Regions from separate parts of the Mus musculus genome. Here region 2 is linked to region 1. The links are chromatin loops, found by intact Hi-C in ENCODE. Cell type or tissue: heart. All regions are shown on one strand.

Evidence for each region. Hi-C counts contacts between places; a loop is a spot of excess contacts. Peaks named below come from ENCODE experiments on the same cell type or tissue, not always from the same donor. Only the 100,000 strongest peaks of a DNase experiment are listed, where the experiment ranks them.
Region 2: it touches region 1 in a loop (2.3-fold over the local background); 1 of 42 quality-filtered maps calls a loop at or near these places.

What each region holds. Positions count from the first base shown.
Region 1 is chr5:113,722,221-113,726,220 of GRCm38, forward strand. 1700069L16Rik (RIKEN cDNA 1700069L16 gene) reads right to left here and starts at 2,552. Exons shown (of 3, transcript NR_033216.1): 1 at 2,411-2,552; 2 at 1,480-1,645. In heart, CTCF peaks have their summits at 202 (motif pointing left), 2,452 (motif pointing left) and 2,652; a DNase peak (open chromatin) is centred at 2,431; H3K27me3 peaks cover 260 bases.
Region 2 is chr5:113,557,619-113,561,618 of GRCm38, forward strand. Wscd2 (WSC domain containing 2) reads left to right here. Exons shown (of 9, transcript NM_177292.3): 3 at 731-845; 4 at 3,283-3,467. Among named protein-coding and RNA genes, the nearest start is that of Gm52822, 15 kb to the left of the region's middle. In heart, no CTCF peak of the experiment used is centred here; a DNase peak (open chromatin) is centred at 2,132.

The DNA of each region.
Region 1 (4,000 bases):
TATGTATATATATATATATGAGTACATGTGTGTGCTTTGTGTGTATGTGTGTATGCATATGTTTGTGTATATATGCATATGTTTGTGTGCAAGTGCAAAGAACATAAAAATAGAAAGTCAGCTGTGAGAGGGGAAGAAACAAAAGGAGAGGAAGAGCAGGGAAGGGAGAGTATGGAATAGATCCGGCCTCTGCTGGCCACTGTGGGTACTGCATGCATACAGTACACCACACACACACACACACACACACACACACACACACACGTGCGTGCAGGCATGCACACATACTCATAAATCTTTAAAAGCACTTCCCTTTCATAGAGAATAAAAGTTTCAAGAGGACAAGACCTCTCTCTCCTGCCATTCCCATAAAAAATGCACAGCCTGGACCTAATCACACAGAAACAACAACAACAACAACACACACACACACACACACACACGCACACACACACACGGGGTGGCCCATGAAGTGACTGCCTGTTCTCTTCAGAACCGTCCAGGTCAAATGGTACAGTGGCACATGCCTGTAACCCCAGGACTCAGATGGAGGCGGGAGGGTCAGGGCATCCTCAGCTACACTGGGCTCAAGGCCAAGGCCAGCCTGGAACACACAGGACGCTGACTCAAAAGCCAAAACAGTGTCTAGTCCAGGTCATGAGGGTGGGGGGTGGGGCGTGGGGAGGGGAGGGTCAAAGAGAGTCTGAGGAATGTTCCAGATTGAGAGAGACTCAAAAGGCAGCGCAGCTACAGTATAATGGTGATCCTGAACTTCCTTGCTGGGACAAGGGGACATGCACCAGGCCCCTAAAGGTCAGGCTGGGAAAGACCCTCCTCCCACCCCCGCAACTTTACTTGAAAGCATCCCTGCCTCAGATTTTGGAACAAAACCTACAATGATGGTGGTGACACTCTGTGTGCTGTCCCCCATACCCCGCCAGGTGACCATCGGCCACACAGAGCCACTGAACTTTGAAAATGTGGTTCATGCAACTGAGGGACTGATTTTTTTTCCATTGTATTTAAATTTTCATTATAATTAATTTCAGTGAACTGAAATGTAAATGGCCAGCGCTCAGGAGGCAGAGGCAGGTGGATTTCTGAGTTCTCCAGGCCAGCCTGGTCTACAGAGTGAGTTCCAGGACAGCCAGGGCTACACAGAGAAACCCTGTCTCAAAAAAACAGAAAGAGAGAGAGAGAGAAATGACGCTGTGAGAGAGAAATTGACGCTTTTGCCAGGCTCCTATGTTCTGCAAAGAAAGCTAAGTTTGCCTCTATCGCCCGTCCTTGGCGCTCCTGTTCTGGGTTCTACCTGCAAGGCTCTGAGAACCGTGTGTTAGCCTGCATGGCTGCCCCCTTCCTGAGGTTCCCCCAAGGAGAGAGACTTCCCCTGGCTGACCCATCTAACAGGCTTCCAAAGAACCCTTTCTACTGAGCCTGGACCACTCTGCAAATCTAGGAGGAAGGATCCAGTTTTACCTCTTGCCAGTCTGGGGACAGCTGATGCAATCTGTCTCCTGCTGAGATGCTGGGCCCTGGAGCAGGAGAAGGGAAGTTCCACCTGCTGTGGGGCCAGCTGAGCGCCATGTGGCCAGGTCTGTTATAGCCAGCATTGCCAGCAGAAAGCCTTGGCTTCCCTTGTACCCTGGAAAGAGACCCGTTGTGTGAGAGTTGAATAGATAGAATTCATTCTCCAACATCAAACTGTGATAGTCTTTAAAGGGCAACCTCCAGCAACCCTTAGCCTGGGGTTGTTCTCCAGTCGCCTTTAGAGGGATCACCTTGACCTTGCACTCCCCCACACAGCTGAATCCGACGTTTGCCCCTCCCCCACCCTAGCCCGATCCCATCCTCTCTCACAGTGATGAACCAGCCTTGTCTGAGATATCCCGGATTCTTTTCTTTCATCAACACCTGCTCTCACACACCCTGTCTTGAACAGGCAGGTCAGGTTAGGGTGCTCTAACAAACGGTCCCCCAAGTCCCTCACTGATGGACCACCAAGGCTCATACTGCATACATTCAACTCGGACTGCATCTGCTCCGACTCCCCACTGGCACGATTCAGTCACCACCTCCATGGGCAGCGGCTGTAGCCTGTGAGAGAGGGAACGTGTTCTACAGTATCCTTCAGCAAGGGTCTGAGTCCTAACCCAGAACCAGCTGTATGACCTGCCCGGCCTTTGGATGCAGAAAGAAAGTTACTGCAGGGATGGACCTGACAGAGCTCTTACTAGTAGGGAACCGGGGGGGTGGGGGTGGGGGAATCAGGAGCAGAATCGACTTATCCGTGGATTATGGACAAGATATATCCTTTAAGGCACACAATTGCCTACTTCTGGACAGGTCAACAGCTCACCAGCCAGTTAGCGACAAATCCAACCAGGGAGGGTTCCAACTCGGTACTCACAGGAGCCAATTTGCCTGTCAACAGCGCCACCTGCTGGTCGATAAAAGTCATCCGCGGAGGCGCCCACCTGGGAGCTAGCCGAAGAGCAGGGCCCAGCCACTGCTCACCCAAACAACTCCCAGCCTAACCAGGAGGCAGCCTCGGCAATCGACAGTTAGGCCTGAGGACAAACATTCTAAATCGGGCGCCAGAGCACTGCACAGTTTTCTCAGTGGCTCTCCAGAAAACCCTATCTCAAGATGTCGTCATCGATGTGTCGAACAGGTGCCACTCATTAACAGTCATTGAGACTCTTTTAAGGGCTTTTTAAGTTGACTGTGTTGTGTACGGGTAACATTGTACAGACAGAGCAGGCTGTGTTTGTGTATTTAGGAGTATATAATAATTAAAAAGACCATGAACGGGGACTGGTGAGATGGCTCAACGGTTAAGAGCACCGACTGTTCTTCCGAAGGTCCTGAGTTCAAATCCCAGCAACCACATGGTGGCTCACAACCACCCCTAATGAGATCTGATGACCTCTTCTGGTGTGTCTGAAGACAGCTACAGTGAATGTACTTATGTATAATAATAAATAAATCTTTGGGCCTGAGCAAGCAGAGTTGACTGGAACAAGCAGAGGTCCTAAAATTCAATTCCCAACAACCACATGAAGGTTCACAACCATCTGTACAGCTACAGTGTACTCACATACATAAAGTAAATAAATAAATGTTTTTTAAAAAAAGACCATGAACTCAAAAGGAAGAGGTGGGGACATGGGAGCAAATGGAAGGGGAAATGGTATAACTACGTTATGATCTCAAACATATGTTTTAATTCTTTAGAGCTTGTTGCTTTTTTTTTTTTTTTTTTAAGGTAAGGACTTAGGTGGTAGGTGAGGCAGCTCCGTAGACAGAAGCACTTTGCCAGAGGACAAGCTGACGGGGAGCCTCGGGAGAGCTGCCCACCACCTTTGACGCAGGGTTGCTCACTTCCCTTTCATGGCTCGTCACAGCAGTGTGCCACAAACAAGTGTCCTCAGAATGGACACTGAAGGGGAAGAGGGCGTGGGAGTGCACCGGGTTGAATGCTGAGGTCGCAGGTCACCTCAGTCAGGTAGGCAGCCGGGAGCAGAAAGACAGGCCTGGAGGACACAGACAGATTCCTCCAAGACCCGGGAGAACCCAGAAAATGCCATTCGCTTCTTCTCCCCTCCCCACCCCTGCTGTGAGAAAGGAGAGGAAATAGGTATTTTTAAGATATAAGAAGATATAGATGCCGACACGACTTTATATTACGAGAGGAACTGCTGGCCAAGAAGCACCAAATTATTTACAGCATGTTTCCCAGAACTCAAAGAAACACTGAACTTTTTTTTTTAAACAGGCCTGAAACCAAAGCATAATTTATAACAATACATCAAACTTAGCAATACATAAATCCTCTCGCCTTACAAAAAAAACACACCGAGAATTGTTCACTCTCCGTAAGTGACTCAAGGCCAGCCTGAGGACACACGTCACCATGGACGGATCCCCATCACGGGGAAGGAAGCTGCTTCTACCGGAGGTGACTCCCACAGTGGCAGAGGGACCAGTTAACAAGGGA
Region 2 (4,000 bases), 160 kb before region 1:
TGGGATTAAAGGCGTGCACCACCACTGCCTGGCAACTGCATGGTTCTTAGATGTCGTTTGAAGTGCTTCTTGAATGGAAGCATCCCCCAGAGTCCCCTAGAGAGACAAACTGAAAAGTGTTTAGCCCAGCTCCATGAATGGCCAGTGTCTTATTCTGCCATTCAGACCCCTGTACCTCGCACACACAGGACAGTATAATAGAGCATTTGTGAGACATTCCACTCTGGCCATTGATTGGTGGCTTCATTTACACTGTAAGGAAAACATGAGGGAAGCCAACCCATCTAAGCCCCGTAGACCAGAGCTGGGGCGTGACCGTGGGAAGTGAGGCTGGAACCTTGAACTATCCAGGTGCAGTGAGACCCTTGAGGCAGGCCTTAAAGGAGTGAAAGGTTCCAGACCTTCCACAGTCACTAAAACATGCCTTATCCTGGGTGAAGTAGAGCTCCTTCTGGGCCACAGGTGTGGCCCCAGTGTTCAGTGTCACCAGGAGACCATGAATGTGGCTGTGCTCCAGGGAAAGGAACCCCTCCTGTGCCCTACTGTCTGTAGTCTCACCCCACTAGTTCCTACTGCCCATATTGGCCAAGACCCAGAAGTTTCCATCTCTTGAATATCAGGTGCTACACACTTGGCAAAGCCACACAGACAGGGAGAGACACCTGGGCCGCCTCCTGCAGCTCTCTGGCTTCATCCTCAAGTATACCTGACTCTTCCTCTTTCCCCACAGCCAAGTACATCGGCTGCTACCTGGACGACACCCAGAGCCGGGCCCTGCGAGGTGTGTCCTTTTTCGACTACAAAAAGATGACAGTCTTCCGTTGCCAGGACAACTGTGCTGAACGGTAGTGCCCCGTGCCCCAATGCTGCCACCATATCCCCAGACATGTCCCTTCCAACCGTTTCTACCAGGTGTTCCTTCAATAGTGTTGTTCGCCTTGGCTTGTCAGAGGGTCAATGGGGGAATGTAGAAAGAAAAGATTGCAAGAATGATTGACTAGTGTGTATGCACATGTGTACATGTAAGCATGTGTGTCTGCATATGTGTACACTAGTATGTATGTGGACATAAGCATGCATGTACACACATACAAGTGTGTATATACATGTGTGTATGTGTGTCTGCATATGTGTGCACATGCATGTGTGTATATATGTTTGTATACATGTATCTGCATATACGTGCACATGCATTTGTGTGTACATAAGCTTGTGTGTACACACATATATAAATGTATATATGTGTTTGTGTACATGTGTGTCTACATGTATGTGCACATACATGTGTGTGTGCACAAAAGATGCATGCAATGGGAGTATGACCGTACAACTGTATGAAGTGTGCCGAGGAGCAGGCTTGTAAGGTATGATGTGTGTGGTTAGCTGGTTACATGGGTGAGCTTAGTCTGGACAACTGACTGTCTCTGAGATGTGGTGTTTATGTGATCACAAGTCTTGGCATCCTCTTGCCTCGAGCTCTAGAGTTGCTGGAATTGCAGGCCTGTGTCATCGTGCCTGGTTTTAAACTCCACCTCTTAAAGAACACAGTTACAAACACCCTGTGGGCTCCCAGCTCTCCCAAGCCAGGAGATGTCAGCTGGCATAAAAGTCCCTTCCCTGACTGGAAGCTACTAAGCTCTCTCTAGAACAATGTTCCTCCTCCTCACCCTTCACCCCTTCTGGCTCTGAGGTACAGGCTGTCTCCAGTTTCAGAACTGATAGCAAGCTTTCCTTGAGAAACACCGCTTCTGTCAGTGGGTTTTGTTGTAGGAGAGGGTCCCAAGGGATGTCTGGGGACAGGGACATGGAGCAGGTCCTGCAAATGAGGTTCCAAAATGCTCAGTCACGTCAGCTGCTCTTGCTTCATCTTCTGGGAGGAACAGGTGGATAGGGCAGAACTAATGTCACCAAGTCACTAGGGCATGTGCAGCCATAAATCTGGGTGGCTCTCCCATCCACCCAGCACCACATCAGGATCCAGGAGACAGCAGTTGCCACCAGCATTTCCTCTGTCAAGGGATGTTCTGGCAGGCTGCTCTCTGAGGAGCCCTCATGGCTCTGGGAGCACGGTGAGCAGGAGGCTGGCAGGGCTCCCCATCTCCCAAATTCTCAGCCAGAGCCTCCTTCCGTGTGTTTAGACCGGTGTCCACCGAGTGACCTTTTTAGGAAAAGATTCCACAGCTAGGAAAAAAATAGCTCGTCCTTAAAGCCTCTGGAATTTTGTTTTGCTTTGTTTGGAGGAAGAAATTTTCTTCTTGGCTGGGTGTGTGAGATTGGTTTTGTAGCCTGCCAAAGGGACCCAAGTGCCTTGGCTCCTCCCCCTTCTCCAGTGCTTCCCAAGGGACCTGGCAATGAGGTAATAGGTTCCTGGAAGGTGAAGGTTGGGTTCTTCAGAGGTGAAGGGGGGTGGGGGGGGGCAGGATGGTGGTTGTGTGGGTGTGTGCTCAGGATCTGGTGTGTGTGTGTGTGTGTGTGTGTGTGTGTGTGTATGGCTGTGTATGCATGTAGCTGTATGGGTGTGTGTGTATGTATGTGTGAAGGTGTGTGTATATGAATGAATTGTATGAGTAAATATGTATATGTGTGTATGTGTGTATATGAGTGTGAATGTATGAGTATGTGTGTAAATGTGTGTGGCTCTAGGTGCATGTGTGTAGCTGTATGGGTGTGTGTATGTGCATAGCTCTGTGTGTGTGTGTGTGTGTGTGCATAGCTGTATGTGTGCGCGCGCATAGCTGTATGGGTGTATATGTGTGCATAGCTGTATGGGTGTGTGTGTATGTGCATAGCTGTGTGTATGTGTGTGTTTGTGTGTGTGTGCATGCAAATAGCTGTATGGGTATATGTGTGTATGTATGAGTATCTGAATGTGTGAGTATGTAACAGTATATGTGTGAATGTCTGTATATGAGAGTATGAATGCATATCTACAAATGTATGAGTGTATGTGCATGTGTTATGTGTGAATGTGAGTGTCGATATGGACATGAAGGATATAACACATCAGGCAATGATGAGGACTGTTGGGTGTCCCCAGCATGCTCTCCATGTCCCCAGGGGTCTCTGACTCCCCACCCTCTGTGACCCCCAGCCGGGCGACCTGCCTTATGGAGTAGGTATGACCCCTATTCTTCCTCTATCCCTACCCTCCACCCTTTGTCCCCATTCTGAAGTCTCCATTGCTCTCAATCCTTGGTCTCCATGCCTCCTGGAGTCTCCTGTCCCCTGGGGTCTCCCTGGTGCTGTTGCCCTGCCTGACAGCAGCTTCCCCCCGCCCCCCAGGGGTTATCTGTATGCTGGGCTGGAGTTCGGCGCAGAGTGCTACTGTGGCCACAAAATCCAGGCAGCCAACGTGAGCGAATCAGACTGTGACATGGAATGCAAAGGAGAGCGGGGCAGTGTGTGTGGCGGCATCAACCGTCTCTCAGTCTACCGGCTGCAGCTGGCTCAGGAGTCTGCCCGAAGGTGTACGTGAGTCCGCCTCGCCCCTCTGCTGTTTGGCCCTCCACTGCCCAGCCTGAGGGTCCCTGACAGTCTCGCCCTCAGTATCTGCCCTGTGCCTTCTGTGAAGTCCATCACTCCAAGGCCACACAGTAGGCTTTGCCTCCCTCCTCAGAAACCATTACATTCCCTCAACCTTCCAATGTCCCTGCTCTCCTCTGGCCCACTGAGTCTGGACCTGATCTTGGCCTGTCTCTTTCTGAGACAAGATTGTCTGCACTACCTAGGGCAAGGTACTAGCCAAGACCATAAGAGCGTGAAGCCCTTGTCCCTTTCTGAGCTCATGGTTTGGGCTAGCTCACGTCATCTTCATGGTGACCCCTGAAATAGGCAGGAGGAGAGCTAGGCCTGGTGGCACAGGCCTGGCGTTCCTGCTACTGGGAAGGCTGGTGGTGGATGCTTCCAAGTGAAGGACAGCCTGGGCTACATAGTGAGAACCAGCCTCAAAACAAGTTTAAGAGTTTGGGAGGGTTCTGGGAATGTAGCTCTGTGGTAGAGT